Regions from separate parts of the Homo sapiens genome. Here region 1 is linked to region 2. Evidence: chromatin loops called from intact Hi-C (ENCODE). Cell type or tissue: B cell. All regions are shown on one strand. Each heading gives the region's core, and the rest is flanking DNA. Links, peaks and the distances in the headings are about the cores only.

Evidence for each region. A loop is a pair of places that touch in the nucleus more often than their neighbours do. Peaks named below come from ENCODE experiments on the same cell type or tissue, not always from the same donor. Only the 100,000 strongest peaks of a DNase experiment are listed, where the experiment ranks them.
Region 1: a loop joins it to region 2, with 16 times the contacts of the local background. A loop is called at or near these places in 2 of 110 quality-filtered maps.

The regions. Positions count from the first base shown.
Region 1 is chrX:49,232,200-49,237,509 of GRCh38, forward strand. It overlaps CACNA1F (calcium voltage-gated channel subunit alpha1 F), which reads right to left and starts at 1,141. Exons shown (of 48, transcript NM_001256789.3): 1 at 1,086-1,141. The coding sequence starts at 1,110. It overlaps CCDC22 (CCC complex scaffolding subunit CCDC22), which reads left to right and starts at 3,271. Exons shown (of 17, transcript NM_014008.5): 1 at 3,271-3,487; 2 at 4,887-5,064. The coding sequence starts at 3,438. It also overlaps the pseudogene HSPB1P2. In B cell, for the core only: no CTCF peak of the experiment used is centred there; DNase peaks (open chromatin) are centred at 3,292 and 4,932; H3K4me3 peaks cover 1,192 bases; H3K27ac peaks cover 1,907 bases.
Region 2 is chrX:49,153,563-49,158,931 of GRCh38, forward strand. LOC105373195 (a long non-coding RNA gene) reads right to left here and starts at 2,716. Exons shown (of 3, transcript XR_007068230.1): 1 at 2,404-2,716. RefSeq lists cis regulatory regions at 1,586-3,046, 2,827-2,842, enhancers at 2,397-2,546, 2,762-2,906, 3,267-3,965 and a silencer at 2,737-3,056. In B cell, for the core only: CTCF peaks have their summits at 2,819 and 3,022; DNase peaks (open chromatin) are centred at 1,892 and 2,789; H3K4me3 peaks cover 1,665 bases; H3K27ac peaks cover 1,339 bases.

The DNA.
Region 1 (5,310 bases), core at 311-5,310, 79 kb after region 2:
GCGAATTTAAGGTTAAATTTGAGTGGTGGGTTTTGGGTTAGGGTGGGGATGGGTTTAGACATAGGTAGGAGTGGAGTTTTGTCTAAGGGTTAGGACTGGGTATTTTGAATTGGAATTAGAATTAGGATACAGGTTAGGGTCGAAGTTGAGTTTTGAGTGGGACTTGAATTTTGCATTGGGGTTTTCAGCTAAGGCCACTCCCAGTTCCCATGGTCTCGTTTCAGCCTCAGAGGGCGGTAGATTGGCCTGGTTAAGATTCCCAGCTTTGGATGAAACAAGCTGCCTGAGTTTAAATCCTGACTTTACCACTTGGTAGCTATGTGTTGCCTTGGGCAAATTATGTAATCTCTTTGAGCCTCAGTTTCCTTATCTGTATAATAAGGATGATAATAACAGTACCTAAAATATAGCGGTGTTATGAGGATTAAATGAGTTCAGAATCAAAAGAATGCCTGGCACATAGAGTTATTCCCATTTTGCAGATGAGAAAATTGAGAAGAAAAAGTTAAGTGACTTGCTGAAGTGGCTGAATGGGGAGTCACACTCAGTCTAACTCTAGAGCCCTCATGGCTTACTACCACCATCAAGTATGTCTTCTCTCTCTTTCTCTCTTTTGTTTTTGTTTTTTTTTTTAAAGGGTCTGTGCACTTTCTGGAAAGTCAGAGACTGCAATCACTAACAGTATTGACATCCCGGGGTTGAGGTTGAGGTTAGGTCACTTTAGGTCTGTATCTGGGGTGGGGTTTAGACTCTAACAGGGGTTTGCCTTCTGGCTGGTAGAGTTTGTGTTAGGTTTCAGGTGGGCGTTTGGATAGGGGTCAGAGCCAGGATTGAGGTTGGGTTTCCTTTGGGAACTAAGGCTGTGGATGAGGCTGAGAGGCCATGGGGGGTGGTGTCTGGGTCAGGCTGAGCGTTAGGGCTCTGGTGGCAGAGAGGCTGTTTGGGGCTGGCTGGGATGGGGAACAGGGTGATGTGGTTCTTGTCCCCTAGAGGCTCTCTGGGGGTGGGGTCTGGGTGGGCAATGGGTGGGTCAGAGGGGCTCTACCTTGCTCCAAGGGTCTGCAGGGATGGAAGGATTCTCTCACCTTTCCCGCCTTCAGATTCCGACATCTTTCTTTCGAGATTGAAGGGCCATCTGCACACAACCCCCCTCTCTTCCCCCAGCTTTGGAGGGATTAAGGCCGCAGGGCGGGGCAATAACAGTGTTGTATGGGAGGGTGGCGGTGGGGGTGCAAATGGGACGTTTGTGGGCCAGAGCCTGGCAACAGATGAAATATTTACCAAATATATACCTGCAGCAAACAGTCAAACTAAAATAAGAAAAACGATGTCATTTTCCAGTAGTATATGGAATTCGAAGTATGTAGGAAAAACCTAATATATGTGCAATATCTCTATGGAAAAAAGATCAAATATTATCAATTATTATTATTTTTAGAGACAGGGTCTTGCTCTGTCACCCAGGCTGGAGTGCAGTGGCGTGATCATAGCTCACAGTAGCGTTGAATTCCTGTGCTCAAGTGATCCTCTGACCTCAGCCTCTGTAGCTGGGACTGCAGGTGTGCACTACCATGCCCAACTATTTTTTTTTTAAATTTTGGGTTGCTTCGAACTTTATTTGAGAACAACAGAAGATAAACCTATCAAAAGAACACACAGGTGGGTGCGGGGGCACGGCTAGTGGCGGCGGCCGGGGTGGGCATCCGGGCTAAGGCTTTTACTTGGCTGCAGACTGGTCGGATTTCGCAGCTCCTAGGCCCCCAAGCTGGGCCCGTGACTCCAAGGTGATCTCGTTGGACTGCGTGGCTAGCTTGGGCATGGGGGCCTCCACGGTCAGTGTGCCCTCAGGGGACAGGGAGGAGGAGACCTTGGTGGGGTCCACACCGGGGGGCAGCGTGTATTTCCGGGTGAAGCATCGGGAGATGTAGCCATGCTCGTCCTGCCGCTCCTCGTGCTTGCTGGTGATCTCCACCATGCCATCCTTGGTCTTGACCGTCAGCTCGTCGGAGGCGAAGTAGTTGATGTCCAGGGATACGCGCCAGCGGTCCGCTGTGGGCCGATTCTCCGAGACCCCGCCGCTGAGCTGCCGGCTGAGCGCGTAGCTGTAGGCGGGCGCGGCCACCGCGGGGCTCTCGACCGCGGCGGGGGCAGGGGACGCACGTAGCGGGGCCAGCAGCTGGTGCCCAACCACTGCGACCAGCCCGAAGGCCTGGTCAAAGAGGCGACTGTGCGGGTACCAGTCGCGGAAGGGGTCCCAGCTGGGGTCCCGCAGGAGCGAGAAGGGGACGCGGCGCTCGGTCATGCTGGCTGGCTCTGCTGGGGACGTCTGCTTGGACAAGTGTCAATTTTTTTTTTTTTTTTAAGAGATGGTGTATTGCTGTATTGCCCATGCCGGTCTCAAACTCCTGACCTCAAGCGATCCTCCCGCCTTGGCCTCCAAAACTGCTGGGATTGCAGGTGCGCGTCGGCTGTTCAAGAAATGGTTACATAGATTTCTTTTGCTTTATTTATTTATTTAGAGACGGAGTCTCGCTCTGTTGCCCAGGCTGGAGTGTAATGGCGCAATCTCAGCTCACTGCCACCTTCGCTTCCCCAGTTCAAGTGATTCTCCTGCCTAAGCCTCCCGAGTAGCTGGGACTACAGGCATGTGCCACCATGCCTGGCTAATTTTTCTCATTTTAGTAGAGAGGGGGTTTCACCATGTTGGCCAGGCTGGTCTCGAACTCCTGACCTCAGGTGATCCACCCGACTCGGCCTCCCAAAGTGCTGGGATTACAGGCGTGAGCCACTGCACCCAGCCGGTTACATAGATATTTGCTGTGTAATTATTCTTTGGAGTGTACAAATGTGTATCATATTAAAGCATTTATTGAATGCATGGACACTAGTAACTATAACTTACATAGTGCTTTCTTATCTTATGTGTCAGGCACATAGTACAACGTGCTTTATATAAATTAATTCTGTTTTAATCCTAAAAAGCAGGTACTGTCAATAGTCCCATTTTACAGATGAGGAGACTAAGACACAGGGAAGTAGTCGCTTTGTGTTAAAATTCTGCCCTTAATGTGTACACTTTTATAGCCTAGAAGATGAATGCCGCCTTAAACGAATGAGTCAGGAAGCCCCTTTCTGTCCGGCCCCTCCACTCCCCACCACACGGGTTGTTCCTTTTTCCCTTGGAAGAGCCCACTGGACTGCAGGTGGAAGAACTACAGTTCCCAGCAGCTATTGCAAGCTCAACCTCCGTGCACACTCACCCCAGGCCTCACATCCGGCATGCGCCGTGCTCGCTCACAGAACTACACTTTCCAACTCTCCCCACACGACCCGTGACACTCTGTGGACCGCGAGCACGGAGCAGGGTTTCTACAGCTGCTCCCCACTTTCTCGGACCCGGTCCTGGACCCAGCCCCCGACTCCGACACGGCTCCACCATGGAGGAGGCGGACCGAATCCTCATCCATTCGCTGCGCCAGGCCGGCACGTAAGGACAGAGCCCCCGCCCACCCCCGAAGCCCACATCCGGGACTCTAAAGCCCAGGACCCCGTTTCCCGGGAACCTTAAAACCCGGGATCCTGACATTCAGGGCTCCAACTCCAGGATCCTAAGACCCTCACCCCCTTACACACACACACACACACACACACACACACACACACACGCACACACACACCGCCCTCCCTGACACCGACATCAGAGGCCTCCCAAATCCTTTAACCATGATATTTGGTACACCCAAAGCTCTGGGACCCAGACACCTTGAGACGTTACAACCTTGAAACCTCAAGACCCGGAACCCTGTAATCTGGGGAATCTTAACATCAGTTCCCTGAGACCCTGTTATCTGGAGACCCTAAGACACCTGTGCCCTAAGAACCAGGGAGCGTAAAACCCCAGGACCCTGGCACTCGGGGACTCCAAAAAATCCCTGGACCAGATACTTGGGATCCTTCAAACTCCAGTTCCCCAAACACCTGGGGCTTAAAAAAACCCAGGATTCTTTTTTTTTTTTTTCCTTTTCCGAGATGGAGTCTCGCTCTGTCGCCTAGGCTGGAGTGCAGTGGGGTGATCTCAGCTCACTGCAGCCTCCGCCTCCCAGGTTCAAGTGATTCTCCTGCCTCAGCCTCCCAAGTAGCTGGTATTACAGCCGTGCGCCACCTTGCCCGGCTAATTTTTGTATTTTTAGCAGAGACAGGGTTTCACCATGTTGGTCAGGCTGGTCTCCAACTCCTGACCTCAAGTGATCTGCCCGCCTCCGCCTCCCAAAGTGCTGGGATTACAGGTGTGAGCCACCACGCCCAGCCAAAAAAACCCAGAATTCTAAAATCTGACATCAGCATTTGGTCACCCTGACGCACGAAGACTCCTCCGTTCAGAGGCCCTAAAAACCCAGGATGCCAACATCTAGGGAGTCTGATTTTTGTATTGCTTGAAACTAGGTGGTCTTGATATTCAGGGATCTTGATACCCAGGGACCCTGACATTTGGAACTTCTGAAAACAGCAGCCTCCTAAAATCTAGTCTTCTCAAAACTCTAGCAGCTCAATATGTATGCAAAGAACATACTATCTGGGAACCAAGAAACCCAGAGATTGTGCCACCTGGACCCTTTCACCTTCCCAGACTCCCAAATTTTGATATTTTTCTAAACTGAGTTCTCTTCCACCCACCATTCTCCTACTCCAAGATCTTAGGACTTGAGGATTTCCCTAGTTCCTGGTTTTCCAAATGGAAGTCACAGTCACCAACATCCAGGATCTGTCTGAACTGTAGGCATCCTCCCTGCCCCGACCCTGGTACTAGTGTTTCCAAAAGGCTGCAGGGCTCAGCCTGATCCCTGTTGCCTGACTATTCCTGCGATCAAGCTGGTCCCCTTCTTCAGGGCAGTTCCTCCAGATGTGCAGACCTTGCGCGCCTTCACCACTGAGCTGGTTGTAGAGGCTGTGGTCCGCTGCCTGCGTGTGATCAACCCTGCGGTGGGCTCTGGCCTCAGCCCTCTGCTGCCTCTTGCCATGTCTGCCCGGTTCCGCCTGGCCATGAGCCTGGCTCAGGCCTGCATGGTGAGTGGCCCTCCTCCTAATGCACACATCCTCTTTCTTCCTCTTTTACAAAGTAACCAAGTTCCTTTGCAACACTTGCCTTTCCTCTGCAACACTTGCCTTTCCTCTGCAACACTTGCCTTTCCTCTGTCATTTTTCCTGCGGCTTAGTTTTCATTAGTGGTTAAGGCTGCTGACTGTACTGCCAAACTGCCTGAGTAGTTTAGATCCTAGCCCCACCACTTGGTAACTGTGTGACCCTAACCCT
Region 2 (5,369 bases), core at 114-5,113:
TGTTGGTATTACAGACATGAGCCACTGCGACTGGCATGGGGTTTCTTTTAGGAAGACAAAAATGTTCTAAATTTACAATGGGATGATGATTGCACAATCTTGTGAATATACTAAAACCAAGTGTACACTTTAAATGGGTGAATTGTATGGTATGTAAATTATATATATATCTCAATGTCTATTAAAAAGTTATTAAAAGATTGCAATAATTTTCTACCCATGATCTCCTGTATTTCAAACAAAAAGTCTGAAAGTTGATTCAGAAAAATACAGGTTACATGGTTTTGGTTTTTTGTTGTTGTTCTGATTCTTAACATGAATATATGTATTTTGTTTACATTCGAGTAGCTAAGTTTTTCTTTCTTTCTCTTTTCTGTTAGTTTTGTTTGTTTGTTTGTTTATTTGTTTTTGAGATGGAGTCTGGCTCTGTTGCCCAGGCTGGAGTGCAGTGGCGCAATCTCGGCTCCCCACAAGCTCCACCTCCCAGGTTCATGCCATTCTCCTGCCTCAGCCTCCCAAGTAGCTGGGACTACAGGTGCCCGCCACCATGTCCAGCTAATTTTTTTTGTATTTTTAGTAGAGACGGGGTTTCACCATGTTAGCCAGGATCGTCTCGATCTCCTGACCTCGTGATCTGCCCACCTTGGCCTCCCAAAGTGCTGGGATTACAGGCGTGAGCCACCGTGCCTGGTCTAGTATTTTTTTTTTTTAATTTTTAGTTTCAGGGGTGGCCCAGAGCAGTGGCTCATGCCTGTAATCCCAGCACTTTGGGAGGCCGAGGTGGGTGGATCACTTGGGCCCAGGAGTTCAAGACCAGACTGGACAAAATGGTGAAACCCCATCTCCACTAAAAATACAAACATTAGCTGGGCGTGGTGGCGGGCACCTGTAATCCCAGCTACTCAGAAGGCTGAGGCAGGAGGCAGAGGTTTCAATGAGCCGAGATGGCGCCATTGCACTTCAGCCTGGGCAACAGAGCGAGACTCTGTCTCAAAAAAAAAAAAAAGTTAAGGGGTACATGTGCAGGTTTGTTACATAGATAAACGTGTGTGATGGGGGTTTGTTGTACAGATTATTTCATCCCCCAGGTATTAAGTCTGGTAACCATTAGTTATTTTTCCTGATCCTCTCCCTCCTCCCATCCTCCAATCTCCAATAGGCCCCAGTGTGTATTGTTCCTCTCTATGTGTTCATGTGTTCTCATCATTTAGCTCCCACTTATACTGAGAACATGCAGTACTTGGTTTTCTGTTCCTGCGTTAGTTTGTAAAGGATAATGGTCTCCAACTCCATCCATGTCCCTGCAAAGGACATGATCTCATTCTTTTGTATGGCTGCAGCTAAGCTTTTCACAAAGAGCTTAAATAACATACTGAAGGTGAGGAAGCAGGTAAAAGCAGTCAGACTTGAACCCAGGCTGCCTAGCACCAGAGTTTGGAGTCTTACCCAATTCTCCATATTGGCTCAGGGCTTGTGCTATGTTTTCAGCCTAGCTTTGTCCACTGCCCTTCTTCACCTTCCATCCTTCCCCATACCCTTGTAAGCCTCCCGCCCCCAAGGTTCATTAAGGCAGACTCCAGAGCCACGTACTGTTCACAGCTCCAGAAAAGTACCCAAGGTTTTTCACGCCTGGCTGTATTTGTCATGATAGAACCTCTGCATGAAAGGCAAGGGGGTCTGTGGGGCAGACGACTATCCATGACATTATTGTCCTTACAGCCCAGAACGATAAAGGCTAGGGGATTGAAGAGGCGGAGAAAGCGGTTAGAGACTCTCCATAGAAATTGTCTCAGCCCCGCCCCTTAAATTCACTTTCTAGCCGCAGCTCCTTGAATTTACGTCCGAGCCACGCCTCCAATTAAACTGTCTCCCCACCCTCATCTCAAGTAATCCCCAAAGCTCCACCTCCTTAAAGAATCTTGGGCCCGGCCATTTGAACACCTCCAGACCTTATCTTCCTATCTCCCTTTAATAAAGCGCAGAAAACATTTCTCAAATAACACCTTTAGGATTATCTCCAAATATGGTCACACACACAGGCAAACTCCATTCGGCCCACCCTGGAGAATGCTACTTCAAAATTTGGCTCCTGTGGGGAACATCGCACACCGGGGCCTGTCGTGGGGTGGAGGGATGGGGGAGGGATAGCATTAGGAGATATACCTAATGTAAATGATGAGTTAATGGATGCAACACACCAACATGGCACATGTATACATATGTAACAAACCTGCACGTTGTGCACATGTACCCTGGAACTTAAAGTATAATAATGATAATAAAAAAAATTTGACTCCCGAACCTTCCAGAGCACACCCTTTAATCAGCCTCTAACCGTCATCCCATTCCTGACATCGCAAGCCCCGCCCCCATGGGCCTATAGGCTCCATCCCCATGACTCACATTTCAGGCCTGCCCCTTCGCTGCGTGCTCGCCCCCAGCACTCTCCAGGCCTCAAGCCCTCGGAAAGGACCCTCAAGGCCCCGCCGACCAGAACGGGGATCCAGCTACGCACACTCAACTAATCTGGCCCTCACCTACTGCGATAACCCTCAAGGAATATTCTAGGATAACCCCAAGGATCCTTCGAAGCATCCTCCGAAGCATCCTCCGATCCCCGCCCTCCCAAATCGCGCCCCTTGGCCCCACCCAAGGCAGGGCAGTAGCTGCTGACCCCCCAGGCCTGCTCCTCTGAACCCAGCTCCTCTCCGAACCTGCCCCCTGGGAGGCCCCACCCCCGTCACACACCCTCCTTCCGGCGCAGGCGCAATGTGGCGCCCGCCCTGTGTACTAGCGCCGCCACATCGACCGCAGCCCTCGCAGCCAGGGGGCGCGCGTCCAGCCGCGCCAGGAGCGGAAGGGCGCTGGGGCACGCGGGCGGGAGGGGCCCAGGCCTGCGCGCAAGAGGGGACAGGTCAACGCCGACCATCGGCCTCCGCCAACCCCCATGCTTCCGGACGCTCAAAGACTAGAAATGCCCCTCAGGATACCCGGCGACCCCTGGCCACTCCCTCGGTAGTTTCGGAGGTCACTGCTGTCCCTCCCCTCTCATGCGATCCCCGACCATCGCGGGTAGCGGGTGCACCCCCAGCCTGCTCTCACGGTGTCCCTGGAGATCGCTGTTTGACTGCAATAGTCCTAGACACCTCCGAACACCCCGTGAGGTCCTCGACTGCCCCCTAATCACCCTGGATGCCCAACTCTTCATCCACGATATCTCAGGGGACCCATTTCCCCCAGATATCCCGGGAGAACACGGCCTGACCCCGTAGCCCCGGAACCCCCAATTCCCCCTCTAGGTATCCTAGGCAACCGCTGCTACCCCCATGAATTCCCTCAGAGGGCCCGTTCCCCCCATGGCCCACATACCTCCAGAGTCCCCCTCCACAGGTCCCCAGGGGCCCCCAGCTCCCCTCCCCCCAGTTCACTAAGACCCTGAGTGCCCAGGTGTCCCCAGTGACCACGGGCAGACCCCTCCCCGCACATCTGCACGTCTCCCTGGAGACTCCTGAGAGCCCCTCCCCTGCTCTGGTGCGCGGCCCTTTCCCTCGTGTGTGGGTGTGGGTAGGGGACCTCCAGCCCAGCCTCCATCGCTGGGCCCCTGCCCCCTGCCACCTTCACTTGGGCGCCAGAGCCGCTCTGTTTACCACCTGTCAGAAGGAAAAGGTGTGGAGCAGACAGGCGGGACGGGGGTGGCGGCGACTCGCTCTGTCCTTCCCCAACATCCCCAATCCCTGTACTTCCTCTGCTCCCCTTAGGGTTCGCGGCGCCCCCTGTGCGCGGCTCCATGGCCAGTAGTCGGCCGGGTGGACGCAGGGCAGCCAGCGACGAGTTTTGAGCTCTGGGGCGTGCTCACCTGGTGACCCGCTCAGACCCTGGAAACAGGGTGGCGGGCCCGTGCCTGGTTCCTGTATCTGCGGGGTGGCCTATCTGGCGGCCAGCAAGGAGGCCTCCGTTAGCTGAGGACGCTGGGCTGGCTCCTTTTTCCACTCTGGGATGTTGCTATTCCAGCATAGGAAGGGGCAGTCGAAGCCCAGAGAAATTAGGGTACTGTCTGACCTCTGACAACTAAAAGCAGGGACGCAGAACTGGAGCCCGAGTTTACTAGGAAACTCTGCAATTTCCACCAGAGCTTTGCACAAGTAGGCACTCAGTATATTTGCAGGGAAAGTTTATCTCCCACTGTCCCTATTGGGAAACTGGAAATGTGTGGTGGGACTGAGTACCGTTGGAGCTTTTGGAGCCAAAGAATGGTTTGGTGCTCTGGGCATTATGAGGTTGCGGAACTCAAAAATTGGAGAGGGTGGGCTGGGCGCGGTGGCTCATGCCTGTAATCCCAACACTTTGGAAGGCCAAGGCAGGTGGATCACTTGAGGCCAGGAGTTTGAGACCAGCCTGGCCAACATGGCAAAACTCCATTTCTACTAAGATTATAAAAATTAGCCAGGTGTGGTAGTGGGCATCTGTAATCTTAGCTACTCGGGGGGCTGAGGCAAGAGAATCGCTTGAACCTGGGAGGCGGAGGTTGCAGCGAGCTGAGATCGTTCCACTGCACTCCAACTTGGGTGACAGAGCAAGACTCCCTCTCAAGAAAAAAAAAAAAAAAAAGAAAAAGAAAAAGAAAAGAAAAGAAAAAAAAATTGCAGAGGGCAGGTCCCTTGGAGAGTGGATGAGAGATGGGACCCAAAATTGAGGAGGCTGTGAATGAATGCATTGGAGTTGGATGGGACACTAGCTGATGTCAGTGGAGGAATGAGGCCTCTTCTATGTTTGAAAAGGGGAGTGTCTGGGGACATAAGCCCCAAGCAGGGAGCATTCGGACACAGTGTGACTGTAGTGGAAGGAGGAATGGGATTGCAGTGAGAGAGGGCCTTTCACCACTACTTTGCCAAATAAGAAACTCAGGGTCTGAGAGGCTCAGGGACCTGCCTAGGTCCCTGCAGCAAGCCAACAACACCAGTTTCAGGCAGCTTACCTACAAGACTCACTTGGTTAGTGACTATTTCACTATGGCTGTGGACACACTGTGTCCTAATGTCCATTCTGGCTGGTTGTGCAAGCCTCTCCGTTCACCTTTCAGAGACCCAGTATCCTCATAGGTGAAAGGGTCTGAACGGTTCCTGCTTTCATTCCACCTGCAGTCCCCTGCCTCTTTCACCTCTGACCTGACCTTGTCTAAGGGGGGACACCCTGGACCTCCTTCACTGCTCCTCCCAATTCTTGTTGAGACTTCCACACCTGAATCTGGAGAGGGCAGCTTCCAATCTGGGGCTCCAGGTTTTAAGAACCTGTGGATGTGAGAGTGAGGTGCTTACACACTGTGAAGGAGAGCTTGAGGCTCTGTAGCTCCATGCATGGGAGGGTCTTGC